Linked DNA regions of Mus musculus: region 1 is linked to region 2. The links are chromatin loops, found by intact Hi-C in ENCODE. Cell type or tissue: left cerebral cortex. All regions are shown on one strand. Each heading gives the region's core, and the rest is flanking DNA. Links, peaks and the distances in the headings are about the cores only.

Evidence for each region. A loop is a pair of places that touch in the nucleus more often than their neighbours do. Peaks named below come from ENCODE experiments on the same cell type or tissue, not always from the same donor. Only the 100,000 strongest peaks of a DNase experiment are listed, where the experiment ranks them.
Region 1: it touches region 2 in a loop (2.4-fold over the local background); 2 of 42 quality-filtered maps call a loop at or near these places.

Annotation. Positions count from the first base shown.
Region 1 is chr16:77,023,531-77,036,106 of GRCm38, forward strand. Usp25 (ubiquitin specific peptidase 25) reads left to right here. Exons shown (of 24, transcript NM_013918.2): 2 at 10,373-10,450. Among named protein-coding and RNA genes, the nearest start is that of Usp25, 16 kb to the left of the region's middle. In left cerebral cortex, for the core only: a CTCF peak has its summit at 5,296; DNase peaks (open chromatin) are centred at 4,676, 5,002, 5,212, 5,424 and 4 more places; H3K4me3 peaks cover 611 bases; H3K27ac peaks cover 2,068 bases.
Region 2 is chr16:76,944,912-76,957,487 of GRCm38, forward strand. No RefSeq gene overlaps it. Among named protein-coding and RNA genes, the nearest start is that of 1700041M19Rik, 60 kb to the right of the region's middle. In left cerebral cortex, for the core only: no CTCF peak of the experiment used is centred there; DNase peaks (open chromatin) are centred at 2,293 and 6,115; H3K27ac peaks cover 398 bases.

The DNA of each region.
Region 1 (12,576 bases), core at 1,588-9,587, 78 kb after region 2:
TGTGTGTGCGCGCGCGCGCGTGCGCATGTGTGTGTATTTCTGTTCATTACATTCCTAAAATTTAATCTTTCTGCTTCCTACTTTGTGGTTTCCATCTTAGAGACCTTTTGTATTTTACAGTTTAGGCCCACGGCTTCCAAGTCTCTATATTCAAAATGAACTTCACGCTACATCTTCAGCTCAGTTCTGGATTCCAGTTGGATGCCTGCTTTGTGCATAAGTATACAATTATCAGTCAGTGTCATGACTGCCTTCATTTCTTCCTCCTCTGTTTTATGCAGATGAAAAACGTGTAGTCTGTGGGGGTGTGAGCCCAAATGATAAGCCAAAGGCTAAGGGAAAATGGAGGAGACAGCACTCAGGGCTTGAAGTGGAGGGAACGTTATAAATATGTGAGAGAGCTCCATTGTTAGAGAGAAGAGCAAGGACAAAGAAACCTGAATTGATCTGATATTATTTGTTTACTACAAATAGCTGGACTAGAACTGTGGCAGAATAATGAACAAATATTCTGTCTTTTCTCTTGCTTTCTGGCACAGAGTCCTGAAAACTCTTTGAATTGACTTTTTTTTTTCTAACCTTAGGAAGATGACTCATGGTGCTTGAAGAGTCTGGATTGCTTCAGGATGGGAGTTGCCTGGGAAAAACTAACCAGTGTCACTCGAGGGTGGGACATTTGGTATATCACTGCAACCTCCAGGGAAGGACAGGAGGATGCAGGCTGAGTTCCGTCACTAGTGGTCAATGATTGCATTACCTGGTCCTTTATAAAGCTCAGCCCATGTCTATTTTGAATCGAGTGCCTAATAGTACTGTAGGAGAGTGCTCAACCTACATGGTTAGATTGTAACCTTCTGTTTGTTTTTGTTTGTTTGTTTGTTGAGACAGGGTTTCTCTGTGTAGCCCTGGCTGTCCTGTGACTCACTCTGTAGACCAGGCTGGCCTCAAACTCAGAAATCCTCCTGCCTCTCCCTCCCAAGTGCCGGGATTAAAGGCGTGCGCCACCACGCCCAGCAGATTGTAACCTTCTTAGATTGTGTTTCCCAGAGGCATTTGTTCTCTCAAGGGTAAATCTTCCCCTCCTAATTGTTTTGAGATCTATTTTCTTAGAAAATATATAACAATAGATTTTAATAATTAAAAAAACTGTCAGGAACATTTTCTAGTTAAGGGCCAACCAGGACAAAAAAAAAAGGAGAGAGAACACAAAAATTATAGTAAGGAAGGCTTTATATAATTCACCAAGAACAGATGTTTGATCAAGAGTAACTGAAGGAGGAGATAGGGCTCATGGAATGGGCCTGTAAGACCAGCTAAGCAGGGCGTGGGCCAGGAGCAGGACACCTGCCTGGGCTACAGATTCATTTGAAGATCAGCATAGGCAGCTTAGTGAGACCCTGTTGCAACACTGAAAAGAGATGCTGCGGAGAAGACTCACTGGCTAAGAGTATGGAGTGCTTTCAGGGGCGGCTTCAGTTCACAGCACCTCAAGTGCGGCTTAGAACTTCAGTCCCAGGAGATCCAGCACCCTCTGCTGTAGGCTGCAAAATGTTAGTGCAAATTTCTGGGTTGCAGCTTTTCTCTTAACCCAGATAGCTCCCAAATAATTGAAATGACTATTAGATTTATTTAACAGGTTTAAGGCACAACAACTGAGCAGTAGTAATCTATTTTATTTCTCCAAACTAATCTGGTTACCTCCCAGCCAAAATATTCGAGATACTTGCGTTTTAGTATCGATCTGGCTCTCTCTGTTCCAGGTGAATTCTCACAGTGTCTCCTGGACCTTCTCCTCCTCGGGGATCCCCACTTCCTGTGTCTCCCTCCTGCTCCCCTGGCTGGAATAGTCCAGCCCTATTCTCTCCTCTGCTCAGTCACTGACTGACAAGTTTCTTTATTGATAAGTCAGGGAGTAATTGGGAGCAAAGCTTACACAACACTGAGACAAGAGATTCTCAGAATAAGGATTGCAATGAGATGTTTGGTTTTTTTTGGGGGGGAGGGCATGGTGGTCATAGAAATCAGCCTTTGGATAATACAAGGATAATCTTTACACAGTGCACAGTAACATGCCTGTACATAGTTAGCCATTATGTCATTAATAGGACCAAAAGTTGGATTTGCTTTAAGGAATTGTTTTGTGACATTAAGCTGTGAGGAATTATGAGACCCTTTTAATTTGAAAGTTCTGCTTTGAAAATAGTGTTGGTTAGTTTTGATTTCAACTTGACATAATCTGTAATCACCCGGAAAGAGAGTTTCACTGAGAGTTGACCTGTTGGACATGTCTTTGGGGTGGTGATAATCTTTATTCCTTTGAGATGGGTGAGAAAGGTCCACACATTATGAGTCACAGAATTCCCTGTGTTTGGGCCTTGGACTGTGTACGAGGGGAGAAAGCATATCTATGCATCCATTTTCTCTCCCTCCTCCTGACTCTGGATGTGACCACCTCCCTGCTTCAAATGCCTACTCTTTTGACTTGCCCACCATAATAGAAGATAACCTGGACTTGTGAGCTAAAATAAGCTCCTTTCTCCTTAACTTGCTTTTGATGGGATATTTTCTCACAGGAAGAGGAAGAACAACTAGGGCAAGGGTTTTGATTAACAAATTGATTCTTCACTTTGTGTGTCCGTGTGTGAAGCCTAGACAATTATTATTGAGCTATCGTCCTGTGTTTCTACTTAATTTCCTGAGGCAGGTCTCTTACTGACTGCTCTTGGCTGGCTGGCTGGCTGGCCACCCCAGGGATTCTCCTCCCTGGCACTAGGTCCAGGTCCCTGCATCGCCTTTGTGGTGGGTACTTGACCACCAAGCTTAGGTCCTCATGCTTAGGTGGCAAGGATTAGGCCCTGAACCCTCTCTCAGTGTCCAAAGCATGTTTATTTCATTAGTATAAGGGACTTTACTTTTGCACTGAAAATTAATTATGAAAATGTAATGCAGAAATTAGAGATACAAGCCGGGCAGTGGTGGCACATAGCTTTTAATCCCAGCCCTGTAGAGACAGAGGCAGAGGCAGGCAGATCTCTTGATTTCGGGTCATCTTGGTCTACTGAGTTAAGTTCTAGTACAGCCAGGGCTACAAAGAGTAACCTGCCTCGAAAAACCAGAAACAAGAAAAACAAAACCAACCAACCAAAAAAAACCAAACCAAGCAAACAAAACAAAACAAAACAAACCAAGAAAACAACAATGAACCAAACACAGAAAGAAATTTGAAGTACATACATAACAGGAGAACTTTATTTACATCAGAACTAGCTAAATGCTTATTTTATTTAAACCACAGATATGGAAGGTAAAATATATGACTTGATTCTCCAAATTTTGTTTACCTATGTGTCTTCTAGAATGTAAGTACTCTAATTTAAAATCACAGTGTATACTAAAAGACTTTGCCAGTTTGGTTTTTAGAACTGAATATGAATGATGTTCCCATAGAAACCATGTTTGTTCCTGTAGGGTTCGTATTTGGCCTCAAAATGTACCTAAATTCCGTAGGAGTTTTGGTTCTAGCGCTGTGTAATAACAGTGACTGGGAGACTTGTACTGACAGTGCCGGCTTACGATTGTTTTATCTGTGGCCTAGTAGGGGTGGAGAGTTTCTGAAATGCTGTGGAGTATTGCAGATAGGACTGAGGGACTGGGTGACAGGTGCGGATAAGAATTCTTGGGTGAGAAGGATGGAAACTTACATTTATCTAGGACTAGCTATGTTCCTGACTTCTTGTTGGTGTTGGTGATTTCCTATAGGTCAACTCATCTCTTTTCTTGGTGTTTGTTTTATTTCTGCTGTTCCACAAGTGCTTCCCAGCCTACTGTCAGATTTCTGTGTGAAGGCATGGCTGAAGGGCTGCAGGAGACACAGCATTACCACCAGAATCCCATTATGGAGGTTTGCAGTTATCAGCAGATGCAGAATGCATTTGAAGAGGAGATGCACTCAGGTTCCGTACCCTAAAGTGGCAGAGTTGAGGGGTCTGTAGAGCAGAAGCTAGAAGCCTCCCACTCAGTGGCTGGCCTGTAATCTGAGGTTTGAGTCTTTATTCTCAGAAAACCTGAAGACTTGTTTTTTTCTACTGGTCATTTTAAAGTTTGCTGGCCGCAGCCACCTTTGAGGGGACACTGACCTGTGAGTTCCTTTTCTTTGTACCTGAATTTTCTTTATTTTGGAAACTGAGTTGACAAACGCAGTGGCTGACTAAAGAGTCACTCAAGTGTTAGTACAATCCCTTTCCTGCCATAGTCTGTATTGCTTTTTATCTTATCATTATCTTATCATTGAGTATTTCACGTGAGCATAACTAGTGAACATAATTAGTTTAAGCTCAGAGTCTTCATTTTTCACATCATTGCTAATGACTGAGGGGAGAAAGATCTGGAAAAGACAGTAGCTATTGAATTTCCAAGACCTGTTTTTATTCCTGTGTCTGCATCTGTTAATCTCTTGAAGAGACTTCAGGGAGCTTCCGTGAGAATAACTTCTTGGGGAAGAGAGCACATGCTAAGTTTATGAACCGGAGGCATTTAGAAACCAATATTTTGTCTAACAAGGGCACAGTGAACAATTTACCCACCCCCTCTGCCGCTAGCCATTCCCACTTTTGCATTCTCAGCAGTTATCTTGATGTTAACTAAGGTGTCTTTAAGTTACTGGGGAGCTGACTGGGGCCACCCTACTCTGCCTGCCTAGATGTGAGCAGTGAAGAGAGACTTTTCTAGTGATAATTGTCCCTAGCCCTTGAGTACCCAAGACCAGCATAGTCTACACTGGTAGACTATAAACCCTGAGAGCTAGCTAGGGCTTATTGAACCCAAAGGCTTTAAACCCAACGGGTTTTGTTTTGTTTTTTTTTTTTTTTCTTAATTTTAAAAATGCAGGTTGGAGGCTTGCAGTTCTGGTTTAGCCACGAGTGGCTCCAACATTTGACAGCTGCTGTAATCCTTCGTTTTCAGCTGCAGTGAGCGGAGCGAGCAGACACCAGAAGGCAGTTCCTGCCAGTGTGAGAACTCTCGGGTGGGCTGTGCATGGTGGGTCCTCAGGCCCCGAATAGGCTCCCGTTACAGCACCGAGACCTATGGTCTTGGGACCCTTGGATGTTGACTGCTGGTAGTGTTCCAGCCCTCGGGCTCCCGGTGTTGGGATTCTTGACTCCTAAAGCTTCCATGTCCTTGGAATCCCGCCAGTGAGCAGAGACTGCACTGCGGCTTGTCTTGGCCTCTTCTGCTCACTTAGTTTCTGTCCCTGGCTGCTCTCTGGAACTCTGCAGCCGACCTTCTCGTGCTGCCACCACATTGTGTTAGCGGCTCAAAGAGAACCACTGCCCTGAGAACTCCAGCCCTGTTAAGTGCTCTCAAGCCACACCAGCTGGTAGCAGCAGAGAGGGACTCACTCAGGAAGGCAGCCAGGAAGCCTACTTATTATCTGCTGGCCCTCTGTAGCAAGGTGTTCGCCCCACTCAGGATGCTGTGCTTCCTGCAAGTGCAAGTTGACATCTGTGTTAATCAAGCTGTCTGCTTACGATCCCTCCCTGGTTTGAATGAAAATGGCTCTGGGGTCAGTGCCTGAGTTAACAGAAGGCTTGTTTTGCAGAGAGTGCTGCTTTCTGAGGCTAGGGCAGACTGGGGTGCTCATACCTGGAGCAGGTCTGCAGCAGTGGCTGTATTGGTCACACTGCAGCTGTTGTCGTGTTCTCAGAGTAATCGTAAAACGCCCAGAAAAGCTGGGCTGCTGTGACACCATCTATCTGGTTTCTAAGAGCCAAGGCTTCTTGGCTGATGGTTCTTGAGACTGATAACCCTAAGGGAGGCTTCTGCCTTTCTGGTCTCTTCTCTGTAGTTTGACTCATTCAAAGAGCATCAAATGGATATTTACAGCAGAGATGTAACTAAGTAAAGCTTAACACAGAACTACGAGTCCTACAAGCATGTTCCAATCCATACTTAGTAATATTTAACCAGTGTCTATTGCCCTTCTCTTCTGGCCCCCGTATTCCATATAGGTAGGTTCCAGGGGTGATTCCACTTTTTTTCTGAAACATTAAGAAAAAAGCCTGGCATTCCCTAGTCTACTGGTGAGGTAAAGGATTTGTGCTGAAACCCACTTGCTTCCTTATCCTGGAACTGCTTGCTATATTTTGCAGTTGTAGAAAAGCAGGATGTCATTGTGCAGTGGAAATAAAGGACAGAGCTTGAAGGTGTGTGTGCATTTTGGCATCTTTGCTTATTGATTTTTGTGGCGTCCACAAACCACCAAATCTATTGAATTCTGTTTTGCTCTTTGGCCCGGCGGTGGGAACAAACAGAAGCCGCTATGTTCTGCTCTATAGCACCTAAGAAATCCATACAGAGGAGGCCACTGGGACTCAACAATAGGCTCCAGAAATAGGCAATTGGAGCGAGTCCACCTTGCATCTGAACTTGCTAGGGAAGCAGAGGTTCCTATGCAGGATGCTTGTAGTGAGGAGAAGAGTTTATCAGAGACAAATCTGGGAAGTGTGAAGTGTCTGAGTTACCTGCCTTGCTGCTTCATCAAAACATAAGGCAGGGGCTGGGGGGTTCTTTTGGCTCACAGCATTCAGAGGTTCAGTTCATCATGGCAGAGGAGGTCTGGTGACAAGGAGAGGAGTTGATTGGTCACATGTGTCCACAGTCAGATGCCCAGCTTCCTGTCTCGTTCTTAGATTTAGTCTAAGACCCTAACCCATGGAATGGTACCCACTGACCATTTAAGGTGAGTCTTTCCACCTCCTTTAAGTTAATCTGGAAAATATTTCGCTGACATCCCAGATTTAGTTTCCATGGTGATTCTAAAGCCAGTCAGGCTGACAGAAAAGATTAACTCTCACACGAAGGAAGGTCCAGGCCTTACCAGACAAACCAGGATCATGATCACTGCAGAAATATCAGCAATATGGACAGAGCTACAGAAGATGAGAGCACAGCTTGTGGGCTAATGACAAAGAGGACAGTGTTGCAACCAGGCGACTTCTCCTGGAGTTTTCTCTGTTGTATCCCCCACCCCCACCCCCCGATCTCTTCTCTATTTCTTGTCAGTTTAGCTAAGAACCTTGTCTGTAGCTTTTTTTCTCACCTCCTTCCCCTTTTCCAGTGTCCCCACCCCCTTATCTCCTCTTCACTCCCAGTCAAAATTTGTGAAAACATGAATCATGGTAGAACAGGGTTCTTTGGCAGTGTGTCAGACTGACTGCTCATTAAAAAAAAAAAAGAAAACACTGAACATTTATGATATACAGCAAAAGTCCTCTGCATGATTTCTCTGCATTTTTTAATGAACTCTGTGTCAGCCAACTAGTACCATAAAAATCACCTTAGTATTTGGTTGCATACCAAGACGGTGCTATCATGATCACTGATTTACAGGCAGGCTGAATGGCTCTTTTCTACGTCTGCCCCATTTGGCAGGGGGTGGGTGGCGGGTGGGCTTAAGTGGGCTCCCCGAATCTTCTAGTGAGGCATCTGTGGAACCATAAGGCACTTCCAACCCTCCAAATACATCCCATTTCTGCTTGTGTGTTGCCCTCGATCGTACCACTGTTGAACGTCTATCTTCTTTGCCATAGGGAAATAAGTCTTTAGAGGAAGGAAGGAAGGAAGGAGTACCACCAAGGTGTTTATGTACTGTTTGGGATGGGCCCTTCCTAGCATCTTTGTATTGCATTTGTTATTAAAATAAAAGCGCGTTTGCCTTGTTCATACTGCATCTAGGTTGATTTGCATAAAGTCATTTGAGGCACATTTTTCCTGGAATCAGTCTCCGGTGGGATGTTGGTCTTTATAATGTCCCATGCGTATTTGGTCATCTCGTTAACATTAATGTGTGACAGCCGCTTTCTTGGTTCAAGGACATGAACATTTCTACAAAATAATTAAATTTCCTTGGGATGTTCAATAATTTTTCTGAGATGCATGATTAAATAATTTGCCATTAAAAAAATAATGTAAATAAAATATTGAGGTTGTAGGCCCTGTACATTGCAAATAGGCTTGTGGCATTTTCTTAGCATGTTATAGTGACTAAACTAAGTTTTACATTATAGAAAAGAGTCCTGTATGTTTTTTAAAAATATATACTTAATTTCTAATCTTTGGTATTGATTCCACTGTCAGTTTTACTCCAGTTTTTCAAATACAAATCAATAGGAGAGGTTTAAAGAGAAATATGACTTTTCTTATTGCAACCTGTAGATTGTCCATTTGATGCTTTCATGAAACTTCTGTGTACTTCCTGGCCTTTACATACTTTTCTTTTGTATCTTAACATCTATTGTATTATTAGGTGCTGCCGTCTTGGTTCCTTAATAAGGTTTTTATGGGAATGAAGTTCTTAGATGGCGTGAGTAATCCACCATTGCCTAACAGTATCTGCTGTAGTGCTGCTTCTCTTTGCTGAGTTTTCTCTTTTCTTTGAAAGAATTCATACATCTCTGATTTCACTTTTATAATGGATTTTGCCTACCAGAAAATTATTTTCTGAACTCCTGAATGGGTGAGTGGCTTGACACTTTAATCTGCACAGACCTTAAGCAGAAGAAGTCTTTTTTTGTTTGTTTGTTTTGTTTTGTTTTGTTTTGTTTTGTTTTGTTTTTGACACAGGGTTTCTCTGTGTAGCCCTGGCTGTCCTGGAACTCACTCTCTAGACCAGGCTGGCCTTGAACTCAGAAATCCACCTGCCTCTGCCTCCCGAGTGCTGGGGTTAAAGTCATGTGCCACCACTGCTCGGCAAGCAGAAGAAGTCTTAAAGAACTTTTTAATGTCAGGCTGGGTTTTCTAGAACTCTTATGGGAAATTAGATTTGGAGATATTAATGCAAAGAACTTCCATGGCTTTTTTTTTTTTTTTTTAACGGAAGCATCTGAGAATCTCCTGTGGGTGGCGTACACTTTGACCACTCTGTCACTTAAACATTTCAAGGGTATTTTCTAAGGAAGATGATGTTCCCCTACTATAATCCAATTCAGGAACGTGACTAATATGTTGTCATCCACTGAGCAGCTTCCTTTGCTTCTCCAGTCACCTGCACTGACACTCTGCAGGGCACCCAGCCTCTCTTGTTGCGTTGTGGGGCAATACTTCTGGATTTCCCTTCTGGAAGAGACTCACCCTTTGTTTTTGGTGGTCTAGGCATCTTAATGATGACCGAACAACTCACTTGCTCTGGATGGCTTGCTTGAGGTTGTCTGGTCAGTCTTCAAGATTAAATTCAGGTTTTGTACTTGTGTCAAACCTGCACAGCTCCAGGCTGCAGTGTGTCAGCAGGTGCATGCTGCCATTTTTGTCTTGTCACCAGTCATAGTAACTTAGATGTCCTGGTTAAGGAGGGGGCTTGCTAGTTTCCAGTACAGAGCTAATTTTTCTCTTTATTCATTGTAGATTGAAATTTTGTAAATACTCCTTTTCTCAGCATACTCTCGACCAGTAGTTAATTAAGACTACCCGCAAATTCCCCTCAGATTTGGTAAAGGGGAAAGGAGAAACCATTTTGAAGTAATAAATCAAGAGACCCACGTTATTGTAGCAATGAGGCTTGCTTTCTGTCTTACTTTTTCTGTACTTTAGTTCATAGTGCTGTTCCACAGTTTGTGAGAATCAGGTTTTAAGAAATAAAATAGAAGGGCATGCAGTGGGAATTGCTGATTGAAGATCTTTGCAAGCACTGGTAGTAGAATCTTGTGCCGTCCAGGTTATGAAATTCCCTAGTCTCACACACTGTGGAGGGAAGTGACTGAAGTGGACCAAACCAGTTCTACTGAGGCTGTTTTATGGCAGTGAGGTTGGAGGATCAGGGGGTCTTCTTGTCATTGGCTGCATCCTTGGACCCTGAGATGTACTCGCTGGTTTCATAGGCAGCCTGTGACATACACGCACATCTCCTAACCATCCCAGGAGTGCGCCCAGCTCAAACAGGTTCAGATTCTTGCAGAGGCATGATCTGAGACGATGAAGACAGGTTGAAAACTGTGAGCTCGGAAGCTGCTTGGGAAACTCTGGAAGCTGGGAATGAAAAACGAGAGTCCAGGCGTGGTGGCACTCACCTCTAATCCCAGGTGGATGCCTGGGAGTTCAAGGTCTGCCCTGATCTTCACCGAGTTCCAGGTCAACCAGGGCTACATAGTAATGCCCTGTCTTAAAGAAGGCAGCTGTAGAGAAACGTCAGAGTTGCGGCAGGGCTCCCTGATATGTGGTGTCTTTCCTTGTTCAAAAGAGTGGTGTTTTTATTCTGTGTCTTCCAAGGCTTACCTCTTCTCTTCTCTCCTCTTTCTTTTTCTCTTTTTCTTAAAAAAGAAAAACAAAATAGGTTCATTGTTTCTACTGTAATAATTCTGATTTCTTCTCTGCCCTCTAGCACCAGCAGACATTTTTGAATCAGCTGAGAGAAATTACTGGGATTAATGACGCCCAGATACTCCAACAAGCCCTGAAGGTATGGCCTTAGCTTACAGCTTACATCTGCGGCGTACTTTTCTCTCTCTTGTGTACTGTATTAGTTAAACCATATATTTGTAGAGACGGGAAAGCAGTCTCTTATAAAGCGAGAGCCTCATTTTGTGTGTTGCAATTGTAAACAAGTAATTCCTGCTACCTTGGAGTGGTGTGTAGCCCCTCTATAGCAGATACTTTTTCTGCAGAATGGTAGGGCATAATTTCAGTGCTCATGAATAATGTTTTTCAACCATGATTTAGTATATGACTGCGGTTCAGTGTATGGGTTAAAATACAATGTGAAGAAGGAACACAAATTAGAGAAGCAATAGGGCCCACAGCTTACCTCTTTTTCTTTCTGAGACTGAGAAATATATATTGCTTTCACCTATCATGTTGCTCATGATAACTTCATTTAGTTAAGCATGCTGTAAGGATATTCCACCTCAAATTTCAGTAGCGTGTGCATCAAAGCCAACGTGCCATTTGGTTGTATCCTAGATACACTCTCATTTCCTTATGGAGCTGCTCAGATGAGTCAAATCCCGTGGCTAGCTCACAGGGAGAAGGATGAAGCCAATGAAGTGTATGCTTGAAATAGAACTGTAGTTTGAGCTCATTTGTATGGAACATTTTTATCACCTTAGTCACAGGCATAGATGGGAGCCTTTGTAACTCATCGATGAGAGAAAAAGTCAAAACGGTCCCTGATTCTGAGCTAGAGAGCTTTAATTTCCAGAGATAGTTTACGATTTTAAAGTTTTTGATGGTTATGAGCAAATATCACCAATGATAGCAACAACCTGCGTTTCAGTTCCTCATGTGGGTTTGTTCATTTAGTCTTATATTTCCAAGAGATAAATACTTCCATTTCCCCACTTTGAAAATGACGAAACCTAAACCGTTAAGTAACCCACTCCAAATCACACAGCGGCGTGTGGAGAGGCTGGAAACAGGAGCTACAGCAGCCATCGGCCGGTGCCTGACTAAGGCTGTGTCTGCTGCTCTGGTGGGAGCTGCTGCTTTGTCCTGTTTGCCAGAAGGATGCTGGCAGGAGTTTATACAGAGCTGTGCATCTTGTCATTGGAGGAAGCAGCACTGTGCAGTCCCTCAGTTCTTAGGAGCACGTCTTTCTTTCATTCTGATAAATACCTGACCAACCCACTCCTTTCCCAGGAGATCACCGAGGATGGAGGGTGGAGGGTGAGGGTGAGGGTGTAGCCCATCACTTGGCTATGTGCATTTGGAGGAGACCCCCTCCCTGTTTTACATTTGAGAAATATAGATCAATTAAGTCTTGTCCACATTCCTTAAGTGTAAGCGGTTTTTCTTCTTCACAAACTTACATTTCAAGTTAGGTGATAGAGTAAATAGGACATTTAAACCCCAACTGATAGCCTTTCTGATTTCTCAAGGGATTTAGTAATGAATTGATTCTCTTACCAAGAAGTCCCTTGTGTTGGGAACCACAGCTACTGACTTCATCACTGTAAGCTGAACATGCTACTAGCTACTTCCCTTAACCCTGCCCAAATACCTGACAAGTGGAACTTGGGATGGCTGGAGAAGTGGCTCAAGGCGATGAGCATTGGCTGCTCTTGCATAGGACTGCATTTTGGTTCCTAACACATTATTGGCTTTCTCCATCTCTACTGGGTCAGATCTCCTCTTCTGGCCTCTGCAGGCACTGCACTCCTGTACACATAAACACACATACACAGACACACACAGACACACACACACACACACACACACATAGCTTTTAAAAAGCCAAGAGAGGAGGGTGGATTCGTTTCGGCTCAGTTTCGGCTCAGTTTACGAGTGCTGTCTCGTGGTGGGGATTCACAGTGGCAGGAGCGTGAGGGTGCCTGCTCACACCTCAGCAGACCTGAAAGCAGAGCTGGGAGACCCTCCCCGTCCACACTTCCCTGAGTTTACACAGCCTGACTCCTGAGAAAGTCACTCAGCCTCCCCAATGTTGCCATCAGCTGGGTACTGGTCTTCCAACTCAGGAGCCTGTGAATTACATTTTAGATCCAAACCATAACAAGAATCTATACTTAGTTATACAGGCTGAATAGCCACCAGGTTGTAAAATCCCTGCTGTGTTTGGGTTGAAGCACTTAG
Region 2 (12,576 bases), core at 2,251-10,250:
AATACAAGCTTACCTCTACCTCTGGAGGTCAACAACAGTCAATAGCAATAGCCTCTATGTTTTCTAAGTCTCTTGAGCAATTCTGACCACCAATTCAAAAGAAGGAAAAAATTCTCTGTGAACAAATACCCAACTTCTCAGACCTCCAGGGCCGCAAACAACCAGTATCTTTTAGCATCCCATCTCCTTCCACATCTTACTTGTACAAAATGTTCTACTTGAGAACTTAATGAAAAGAAAGAGAATTGCTTTTTTTAATATATTTTTAATTACGTATTTTCCTCAATTACATTTCCAATGCTATCCCAAAAGTCCCCCATATCCCCCCCACTCCCCTACCCACCCACTCCCACTTTTTGGCCCTGGCGTTCCCCTGTACTGGGCCATATAAAGTTTGCGTGTCCAATGGACCTCTCTTTCCAGTGATGGCTTACTAGGCCATCTTTTGATACATATGCAGCTAGAGTCAAGAGCTCCGGGGTACTGGTTAGTTCATACTGTTGTTGCACCTACAGGGTTGCAGATCTCTTTAGCTCCTTGGATACTTTCTCTAGCTCCTCCATTGGGGGCCCTGTGATCCATCCAATAGCTGACTGTGAGCATCCACTTATGTGTTTGCTAGGCCCCTGCCTAGTCTCACAAGAGACAGCTATATCAGGGTCCTTTCAGCAAACGCTTGCTAGTGTATGCAATGGTGTCATCGTTTGGAGGCTGATTATGGGATGGATCCCCGGATATGGCAGTCTCTAGATGGTCCATCCTTTTGTCTCAGCTCCAAACTTTGTCTCTGTAACTCCTTCCATGGGTGATTGTTTCCAATTCTAAGAAGGGGCAAAGTGTCCACACTTTGGTCTTCGTTAAAATATATTAAAAAAAAAAAAAGACATAACCTAAAAAAAAAAAGAAAGAAATAGAATTGCTTTCAGAAGTCCAAAAGTGTCCAGAGTGGAGTAAGGCTACTAAAAGTAAAAAAAAAAAATCCCATAAGCAAATGGATAAGACACACTCTCCTGAAAAATCTTCCAACCTCAAATGTAATCATAGCTTTCTGAGCCAGAAGTAAGAAACATAAAAGCCTGGGCCTCAGATGTAGTATCAATGTCTTTAATGAATGAATAATTTTGCAGAATTAGGGTGTATAGAAATAAATAGACAGATAATATAACTCAAATCTCCCCAAATTGTCTGATTGCTAATTATGAATGCAAGTAGCTGCCTGAAGATGCCAAAGGGCGTTGGGTTCCCCAAAACTGGAGTTACAAATGAGCCACCAATTTCAGTGCTGGAAACCAAAGATTTGAAAGATTCCCTTGCAAGAGCAATGCTTCCTTCCTTCCTTTCTTTTTTTTAGAGTGGCAGCTTCTGAGAGTTCTAAGGAGCTCTCAATGTGAACAGTTTGTGCATTGCATTTCCCCTGATCTTGTGTGTGTAGAGCCTGCTTTCTATACAGAGAATGGTAGGATCATTTAGCCCACTTAAAAGCATGCTTGGCTGGCAGTGGGCAGGGCGTGATCACAGGGGGTGGGTTTTCTGTTGGAGACTTAACCATGGCACTTGGGACATGTTGAGCTTTGGGTTTCTCCAAGGACAGTAACTTTCACCCATCAGCTGTGGAAATGGAGGAGCATTCAACCCCCCCACCCTTGGGCAATTTTGTCCCAAATTCATCTCAAGTATTGGATTTGAGGCTTTTGCATGGCTTTATGTCCCCACATTTGGACACGAAAAGATATGTAGGTGGATTTAACATTTTTTTTTAATTAGGGTCATTAGACTGCGGTACAGCTCAGTGTAACAGTGTTTGCCTGACGTTTGAACCAGCCTGAGTTCCCTTCCCAGCACAGCTAGACAAAAGACATAGATAAAAGGGGGGAAAGGTGTCTTATTAGGATTGCTTGGTATCCTAGTTATTTTCAAAATGTTTTCAAGATCTTCTTCAAAATACAATTCAATAGTATTTACAAAAATTGATAGAGAAAGTTCATAGACTCTTATTCCTGATCAGGACTGAAGAATAAGTTATTCCTCGGTATCTTTCCTGAAATGTGTTATTCCTTCCCCCACTGGGATCTTTCCTTTAGTATAAACTCTTTGTGGGAAACGAGGTAGGGACACCTTAAATAGTCCTCTGTGACTGATGTTGCGACGACTGTAATTTCAATGCTCACCGTCCCCTCCCTCAGACACTTGGCAGCATTTTCCTTCAGTGCTCAGACAACAGCACTTCATTTTTTTTTCCCCCTAATGTGTGCTGGCACACATTTGCCATTTCTGATGACATCATAAGTTCCAAAAAAGAAAAGATTGCGTTGTATAACTAGCTATATTTACTAAGGAAGAAGATGCTAGAAGAGGTAAAATAGGGTCCCAGCTGCCAGGAAGTCAGAACTTCCAGCCTTTTAGCTTCCCACAGAGCTCCTTCCAGATATGTCAATATTTTTAGATTTTGAGGGAGGGGGCAGGGTTGTTTCTGTATTTTGATGTGTCTGTGTGTGCATCTCTGTGTGTGTTGTGGGGTGTGTGTGTGTCTGATTCATTTGCCTGCTTATACCTATCTATTCAGAGGGCCAAGGACGATCAAGCATCTCTCTTTTATTGTTCTCCGCCTAATAATCTTAGAACAGAACCGCAAGAGACTTGATGGTGTTTTCAGCTAGGCTTGCAGCCAGCAAACCGCAGCGATCTTTCTGTCTCTCCTTCATCCGTCCCCAATATTATTTTGGTCACATGGGTGCTAGGACTCTAAACTTAAGAGTGGTAAGAGAACTGAGCCATCTCCTCCCCTAGAGTTGTGTGTGTGTGTGTGTGTGTAAAAAGATTCCTGAGCTCAAGAAAATCTCCAGTAAAGAAATGTAGAGGGTGGAGTGTATTTTTCTCTTTACATTTCATATGACCATGTCAATTACAAAACTTTATAAATGTTACAATACCAAATGGATAAGTGATAATGAATTAATACATTTGCTTGTGCCCTAATGCACTTTTAAACGAAGAAAAACTGTAATGGGTTATGGCATTGCCTTTTCTGTTTTCTGTATTTGTTCTCTAATTTAAAAAAAAATTAGTTAAAAGAACAAGTTTGAAGTTTAAGCACCATTAATTACGCAGACTTAGTAAAGTACTTCATGAAAACCGAAGTAAGCACTTACCAAAATAACAAATAATTCAATTTGCTGTTCCTACTTCTCCACTGAATTAACTTTTAGACACTAATCAAGCCACACAGTATTCACGTACAGTGCTACAACTGGGGCAAAGCAAGTGCTTCGGTATCTTTTTAGTGTGCAAGCATTATGCGTATTTTATCTCCTGTGTAACTAAGGGACATGTGTGTGTTAGCATCAAAGACAGAACTGCACTAAAGCAAACTCAAAAGGGAGGAAATGCTCCTTTGTGTGTGTGTGTGTGTGTGTGTGTGTGTGTGTGTGTGTGTGTGTGTACACGTAGCAGTCGAGTTACTTTCCAGAGTAACTTCTGTATATTTATAGTATGCGACAGTCATTAACAGACAGTAATTAAAGTGTGTCCATCTGAGGCGTGTACACATGTTATTACAAACTACTAATTAGCCATAGCAACTGTTGAGTACATAAACCAGATAATAAAACACTTCCTGTCCAGAGTAGTTTACCTCGATGCTGTTTAGCGATGCTGTTGTGTAGGGGAGAGAAAGTGCAAACTGTCTTCACACTAGGTTCTCCTGCTGTCTCTTGAACTCTCACTGCACTGTGCACTGTCAGCCTTCAGCCTTCAACCTAACCTTGTCCTTGTTTTCCACAGCCTCATGTTGACTGACAGTCTGAGACGATGTGGCCCGGAAGCACATCTCAGTTGTTCTGTTTGGTGTGGATACCTGGCAGAATTTACCTTTTCTAAGTACACAGAAGCTGTGTTTTATTCTACCTTAGTACATCACATTCAGAGGGTTTCTTTGCACTAAAATGATGAATGGATTTATAGTGTTTTGCCACTGATACCAGGGACAATTTGGTTTTGTTTTTAGGTTCTCAACTGTATATGAGATATTTATATACAAATATATTCAGAATAACAAAAATAAAAGATCCCTTCCCCTTTTCATTTGCTATGACAGCAACATAAAGCAGAGGAGAGAATTGCCACAGCAAACAACAGTTCTTATGCTGTTTAACCAAAATGATGCCGCACAGACCAGTTCCTTGAGCCGTGAGTATCTGCATTTTGGAGAGATGTTTTGGTATCTTTAAGCCTCGGTAGCATGGTTACTATAACAACATTTTCTCCTGTTGGGTTGTTTAAGGGATACGATTATACAATTCACATTGGGAGGATGTCTTCCTTTCTCTGAGAGACTGAGAAAGGCTTCAAATTTTCCAAGTGCCATTATTAAAATGGTAATAGTTAGAGAAATCTCGCAGAAGTCACATTTAATCACACCCATCCCTGTCTGCCACACTCAGAAGTTTTCTGCCTACACAAATACCACCAACTAGTTTGGGTTTCCTTCCATTCTTTGCTATCTTTTTTTTTGTATTGGATATTTTATTTACATTTCAAATGTTATCCCCTTCCCGATTTCACTCTCAGAACCACTCCCCTATCCCATCCCTACTCTCTCTATGAGGGTATGCCCCAACCCACCCATCCACTTCAGCTTCCCCACCCATGCATTTACACACTCTGGAGGATAGAGCCTTCACAGGACCAAGGGCTCTTCTCTCATTGATGCCTGACAAGGCCATCCTCTGCTACATATATGGCTCGAGCCATGTGCCCCTCCATGCGTTACTCCTTGGTTGGTTTTTTAGGCCGTGGGAGCTCTGGTTGGTTGATATTGTTGTTCTTCTTATGGGGTTGAAAACCCCTTCAGCTTTTTCAGTCCTTTCTCTAACTCCTCTATTGCCCCCCCCCATCCCCACTGTGATCATTTCAATGGTTGGCTGCGAGCATGCTCACTGGCATATTTCCAGTTTGCATGGTACACAGACTCTATGCTTGCCATTCTTGTGTGCAGTTTAGGAATATAAAACACCATTTTAAAAATAATGATTTAAAAATCTGACATAAGGGTTGGAGAATCGGCTCAAGTCAAAGACACAATGTATTTAATAACAATAATTTTTAAAAAGGCAAACCATGGGCCATCTGTGCGTTCAACGCTCAATGTGAGCAACTCTCAGCATGCAAGCATATCCTGGTGTTATAAAGACCTGGTATGATGGAAAACCTTTTCTGAGTCTCAGTGCTTTGGGAAGAGAGAACTCTGGACTGTCCGTGGCAGCACCCAGGCATCCCCATCACTGGGCAGTAAGCTTGCAGGAGATCATGAAAACACATGCCCTGTTTGATGGGAAACAGCCCTCTGTCTGACAATAAGTGGATGAAGCCTTTGCAAAAGCAAAAGGTTCCTCAAAGGCCTTCACCAATATGCTGAATGAGGCGCTGGCCTGTTTGCAGATGGTGACAGAAAACATTTTATCAGCTGCACAGGAACTTTCTATCATTTTTCCAGTTAGCTTTAAGTCAGGAAAAATTAATTAGGAAGTGGCAAATTTCCCGCAAGATTACTTTGTGTCACTTAAATTATGACACTATTTATTCATATCACTGGAAAAACAGCAATATTTCCATGTTTACTATATAATATATTTCCCTGATATTTTATATAGTCTAGACTTTGTTCTTAATAAAAAAGTACTTCTACTCATTGAACCTGCTAATCACTTATATTGAAGTAGCTGTATGTGTTGATTCCATTGCTAGTGAGTTTAACTTATGCCTTAGAATTCTATTATAAACGTTTTGTTTTTATGTATTTGTGAAGGAGATGTATTCCACTTATACCATTTGGGCTTTATTTGGTGAACTCTAGTGGTTCTCAATTAAAAACCAAACATTAATGATTGTCAACATCTCTGACTTGTTCTTACTCCCAGTTAAGACTGCAGACGTTGCAATTTCTCTGTGTATGTTTCTCTGTGTATGGCTCCCTCTGTGAAATAAGAAAATATTTAAAATCCATTTTCAGCTCATCTTCAAATTCCACTGATCTCATTCAGCTTCTGCTTGGGTGGGCAACGTGCCAGGTTCCAATACGATAATCTGCTGCGTTTCTCCTCTGCATTATAATTTCCTCTGCTTTGGCGAACTGTGTTCTATAAATTCCGTCGCACTTCACACACAGATCAAGTCGGCAGATTTAGACAGTCCTTCCCGTTCACACATCACAGCACACAAAATTCCATCAAATGTTTTTGCTATCTTTCTTATTTTGCAAATGAAAATATGTTCTGAAATATTCTTGCTGAAAGAAACAAGAAGGGATTCCATGGAATGTTTTTGATGTCACCTTGAAGAAATTGTCACACACCATCTGCTGGTTTATTGAGCATACAGTGTGTCAATGCTGATGAATGCTACTTTAATAAATGACACATATTGACAGCCACAAACCATATCCTAATGATCACATCCATGCCAAGATGCCTTGAAATACACCTGGCTTAAATTACACATGCGTCTTTCATATTTATCAAGTGACTAATGGTCTTGGTCATCTATTTTTGTTTGTTCAACTAGGTGTGGGTTTCAGTGCACCTGACAAGCCAGAAGGTTATGTCTCCTCTGTCTTCACAGTCCTTGTGTCCCCTACGGATTCTTTCTCGGTTGAAGATATGCAGGTTAACAAGACATTAGTTTAGTTACATGTCATGGATGATTTAGGAATGAAGCCTGCTGCTTTACTCCTGGATGGGCTGAAATGAATGTGGGGCAAGGGCGACAATAACTATGGCAAAGACAAGAAGGTTGTTCCATAAATAATAAAGACAAAGTGGAAAGTTTTAACAAAATTAATAAATGAGTCAAAGACTACAATCTCAGTTGGCGAATTGGCCTCTGGATGCATTCGCTGAGAGGCTGAAACATTCGATCAGATGCTGGATAGCCAGCACGTGGGTATTGTTTTACATTAATAGTCAGTTCCATAATGTTTATACTGCTACTGTCGGTGACATCACACATACACACCCACCACACACACATACACACAAAGACAGAATTAAGCTTAGAGAGAAAATTCTGTGGGCATAGGATTTTCCATGAAAGCATGCGGATCTGATATGTATCCTCAGAATCCATAGTAACATAACCAGAAGCATAGGCACACACCCATAGTCCTATAGCGAGCGCTAAGGCAGAGACAGGAGGATCCCTGGGGATTACAGACCAGTGAGTCTAGGCAAGCCAGTGAGGTCAATGTTCATTTATAGACTCTATCACAAAAAATAAAATGCAGAGGCTGGCTAGGTCGTTCATTAGCTGAGAGACCTGGGTTTCATTCCTACCACTCACCAAATCTTTGAAACCCATGGAAAATTATAACCCTCTGTAACTCCAGTTTCAGAATATCCAACAGAGCCCTCTGACCTCTGGGACTACCTAGCACACATGAGAGGCATATAAATACAAGCAAACAAATACTCATGCAAATACAATAAGAATAAATAAATCTTTTTAATAGATAAGGTGAAGTTATTGAGAAAAACACTGGCTATCAACCTGTGCCCCCTGCCCCCCGACACACAAAAATTTGAGTGGGAAAACATTACCATCTAGGTAACTTAAAAAGAAAAGGAATCAAAATCAAGAAACTTTTCCAAGAAAGTTTCCTAATGAATGAGCCTTAGGAAACTTAGGAGTTATTTCTCCTAGAGAGAAACAACTGTTTTTTGTTTGTTTGTTTTAACTACTCCTGCTAGCATCTCACAGTAACCAGGAAATTGTGTTAGCTCCATGCTGGATACTTGCTAGTCTCCATGCTAGACTCTTACCCATACATTGGAAGAGCTTATTTAAATCATGAAACTATTGTTAAAATAAAGGGGTATGATGGTTTCAGCTTCCAGACCTAGCAATATAGCAAGGGTCCTGGGACAACTGAGTACTGAACACTAGTCAGTCACATACAATATATTTACATCCAGTCTTCACAGTATACTGTGTACTAATAAAACCCAGTAGGCTAGGTAGTTCTCCCTATTTTTCAGATGAAGAAAGTTTCAACTTGTAGTTGTAGTGCAGCTAAGACTAAAGAAGAGATAAAGGTGATTCAATGGTACAAGCTGTCTTTGTCCTCTCCACTAACGGATCCTCTTCCACTAGAGACAGATAATGACAAAAGGCTATATGTTTCTTGGCCATCAAACATTTATACCACAGAGATGCACAATAGTTTAATACACACACACACATGACACAGATACACACACAATTGTTGCTAGGGAGTAACTATTTATATTCTTCCAAATTCACACACTGTCATATTGATCGCCAACATGACAACATGAGAAAATGGGGTCTCTGGGAATTATTTAGCTTGTGATGACAAAGCCTTCATGACTGAGATAATTTCCTAATAAAGAGGACCAGGATTGTAGAGCAAACTAGTTTGGCACTTTGGTCATGTAATAAACAAGGAAGACATTAAGCAAAGTGGCACTTCACCAAGCTGTGGATGAATGACTCAGCTGATGCATTTTGTCACAGCAGGGTGACCAGACTAAGATAACCATCCACAAAAAATAGCATATACCTATGTAATAATATCAAATGTTAAACACCCAAGAAGAAGTTCAGCATCAAAAATCTGGATATATTGGAAAATATTCGTACTTTATCACAGTCTTGCATGGCATCAGAAAGTTTGTAAGACACTGTACCATATTAATTCAATCTAGAAAATCCATAGATTTTATGTCAAAATTATGTAGTTGTACCTGAATGGTAGCATGTTGAGTGTCGTTCTTTGACATTTTTGCTCTTTTCCTGACTACCATTATGTTACTTAGGTTTTCTATTGCTGGGGCAGAACAACATGATCACAAACAAGCTGTGGAAGAAAGTGTTTTTCTGGCTTATGCGTCTGCATTATAGTTCATTGAAGGAGTCAAGAGAGGAACTCAAACACAAAAAGAACTTGGCAGCAGGAGCTTATGCTAAGGCCATGGAGAAGTGCTCCTTGTGAGCTTGCTCCTCATGTCTTGCTCAGACCGCTTTTTGATAAAACCCAGCCCAGGGATGGCCTGACCCTCCTCTTCCCTCATGACTCTAGTTTGTTTCCAGATAACATATAACTCTCCATCACAGGCATTATTTTACAGTTGTGAATGTACTTAGCATAGAGATGGGGTATGCCACAGTGCCCTTGTGGAAATTAGACAACTTCTGGGAATAATTTCTCTCGTCACTTGCACAATATAATGAGACCTGGGAATTGAACTCAGATCATTAGGCCATCTTGCTGTACCTACACGAGCAGGTTCTTACATAATCAACAGTGGGTGTGAACTCTGGATTTCCTGCCTCTAAAGTGTTGGCACTGCAGTTTGTCCAGCTGCAACTGTCACCACAGAATTGTCACCATGCCCAGCTCTGATTTTTTTAACTGTTTAAAAGGTACTGTTACAGTTAACAAAAAATAAAATCTTTTAAAAATATTAGAGCAGGAATTAAAAATATAGAAACACAGTAATGTGCATATAACACTGATAACCAGAGGAAATTATCAAAATAAAAACTATTTCAAGCTAAGCTTTCAAATGTGTGGTTCAGTCTGGGGACAAGAATTGGTGAATAAAGCTCCCCCAGACTGCAGACTAAGGTTTAGATCTTCAGAACTCAGTAAGAGCTCGTAGCTATGGCAGCTGCACTCAAGTAGGCAAAAAAGAGGAATCAGGGGAAGAAGCTAGCCAACTAGACTAGCGAGAAATGGTGAGCGTAGAGTACACACTAGATCCTGCCTAAGTGGAGAGCATTCAGAGAACATAGCCAACATCAGCCATACAGAGGGAGGGGGAGGGGGAGAAAGGGAGAGAGGGGAGAGGGGAGAGAGGGGAAAGGCAAAAAGAGGCAAACATGCATACTCAAATCTACACGTATTACACACACGGAAATAAGCAAAGACAATGTGTGGTTCAAAAGGGAATATATTCTCAACCTTCTTCCCATTTTTTCAGAACAAACTCTAGGGGATATTAAAACCTGGAAGTAGGAAAGAGCCAGAGGCTATTTCAAGTAGATTGCTTTCTAATTCCCTGCACCTCGCTCATATATGTTATTTTAAAAAGTCTTACTTAGGGTTGGAAAGGTAGTACTCAGTAGGCAAGGGTGCTTGCTGCTCTGACAGAGGAAATGAATTTAATAACTAGCGCACAGTGACTCACAATCCACCTCACAGCTGCCAGTAACTCCAGTTCCAGGGTCTCTCTCTCTCTCTCTCTCTCTCTCTCTCTCTCTCTCTCTCTCTCTCTGCCTCTGTCTCTCTCTGTCTCTCTCTGTCTCTGTCTCTCTCTGTCTCTCTCTCTCTTCTCCCTCCCCCTCTCAAGTGCGCACACACACCCAAAATAATAATAAATCTTTAAAAATTTGTATTTATAAACACACGTCCTCTAATAATTAACAAAACTAAAGCTTTGGATAAAATTAACCCTCAATCCCATTGCTTCATGTTTTAACTACTTATATACTCTGATTTCCTTAAGATACTTTAGTACAGTTAGTCAAATAATTCTCGCTGTATTTATGATTCTTTACTTCTTTGATAGAACATTAAAAGGAATTTCACTTTCACCGTTAATTGCAAGTTTAATAAGATTTGAGTACCTTGTACATCTTGTTACACATTTGAAAATAAGGTGCTACTTAAAGAAAAGAAGAAAAAGACACTCCAGGCACATCAAACTATCTAATTAGAGGGGAATAGTATTAGAACAGGACATGTGGAGGCTGCACCCACAAGCTCTTCCTTAAGTTTCAGAGCAGTAACGCAGTCTAAAATAGAGCATATAGAATGGGATTTCACTGAAGCGAGGAAGGCGGAATGATTATAAAAGCTTGTAGCTTTAAATAGAAAGAAAAAAAGAAGAATTGCAAACCTAAGTTTTAGAAAAGATAAAAATCTCGAATTTTCATCTAGCAGGACAGGAAAAGGATTTGAAAATTGTTATTTTTCTAAATCTTCTTTTTCCCTGAGCATGATGGTTAATTTTAATGGGCACCTTGACACAATCTAGAATTATCTGGTGTATGGGTCTCTGGCCATACCTGTAAGAGATTTTCTTGACTGTGTAATTTGAAAGGGGAGGATGCCCTCCCCAGATGTGATTGTACCCTGGTCCCCAGGCTGGAAGAAAAGCCGAGATGCGGTCGAGGAGCTTGCGTCTATCCCTGGTTGTCTTGAAGTGGTGGACATTATATGACAGACTTCTTCCAGCTCCAGATGGCGCGACGTCTTTGCCCTTCTAGACTGTAACCTGGAACTGTGGCCTAAAATAATAGCTTTCCCATCAAGTTGTTTGGGAGGGGGTATCTTATCACAGAAACTAAAAGAAAAACTAAGGCACTCAGTAATTGAGAATGTATTTGGTAAAAATGGGAAGAATGGATTTCAGTTTTTCTTTGTTTCCCCAAACCATTAAAGTTTCATCCTAAAAAGACCTTTAAAATCTGAGCAAATTTAATGATCAATAGTATTTCAATGAGAAATTGTTGATCATGCTTGGCTAGTGATTGAGGGTTTTTTTTTTTCCTAATTACTTGAATTTTGGTTTCACTTTTCAGATGAGATTATGCACTAAGGCAATACACCTAAAATACACCTAAATTTTAAAAAATCATAAGGTCCCTTTGTACAGAAAACAGACTCTAATATAATTCTCATTCAGTGGCAAACATATTTGAAAGAATCACCAACAAAAAATTCTTTGCCTAGGTTTCAAAATCATTTCATTCATCCATTTTCATTTTGAAGAAGAGTTGAAGTTTACTAGACATATTTCTAAAACAGATTTTACAGAGTTTAACAGAAATAGAGATGATTAAGTAAAAATTAAATGGACCCATGAGTTGGTATAGGCTTCTCAAATTTAACTTAATTGTTGAGTACTCCCCAACAAAACCCTAGATAACCATATAAATTTATGAAGGGTCCCCAGAAATAATTGTTGAGTTGCTAAGTTAATAGAATTCCAGAAATTCTAACTTACGAGGAACAGTTCAGTTGAAGGTACAGTATATATTTCCAGGAGGAACTTGAAGTAAAATCTGAATTCTAAATGTTAAAGTTTATTATTACATAAAAGTTCAACCATATACATTTAAAGCACAGAGGCTTATCTTTAATATTCAGAAATAATAACATGTAGAAGTGTAAGTTCTGAGTCAGATAATATTTTTAAAGTATAGCAACTCGCCATGAATTATGCCAGAGGGTATAATTAAGAAATTAATTATTTCCTTTGTGAGTGTCCTGGAAATTAGCAACCCTAGCTGTTGAACGACCTTGCAAACATTACCTCTGGAAGACAGTGCACTACGCTGCTATGTATCATGTCGTTGGTACCCTTGTACTGTACTGAACTCCAATTTCAGAAGTTAATTATCTTGAAGACATCAATAAATCCAGTACATGTGTATGACTCTTAATAACAGCAGATAATTTATGGCGTCCGACGTCAAATGTTGAGGGAAGCCCTTGAGAATAGACTGTGAATTAAGCAGAGATGACATTTTGTGGGGATTAGCTGCTACTGTCCTGGA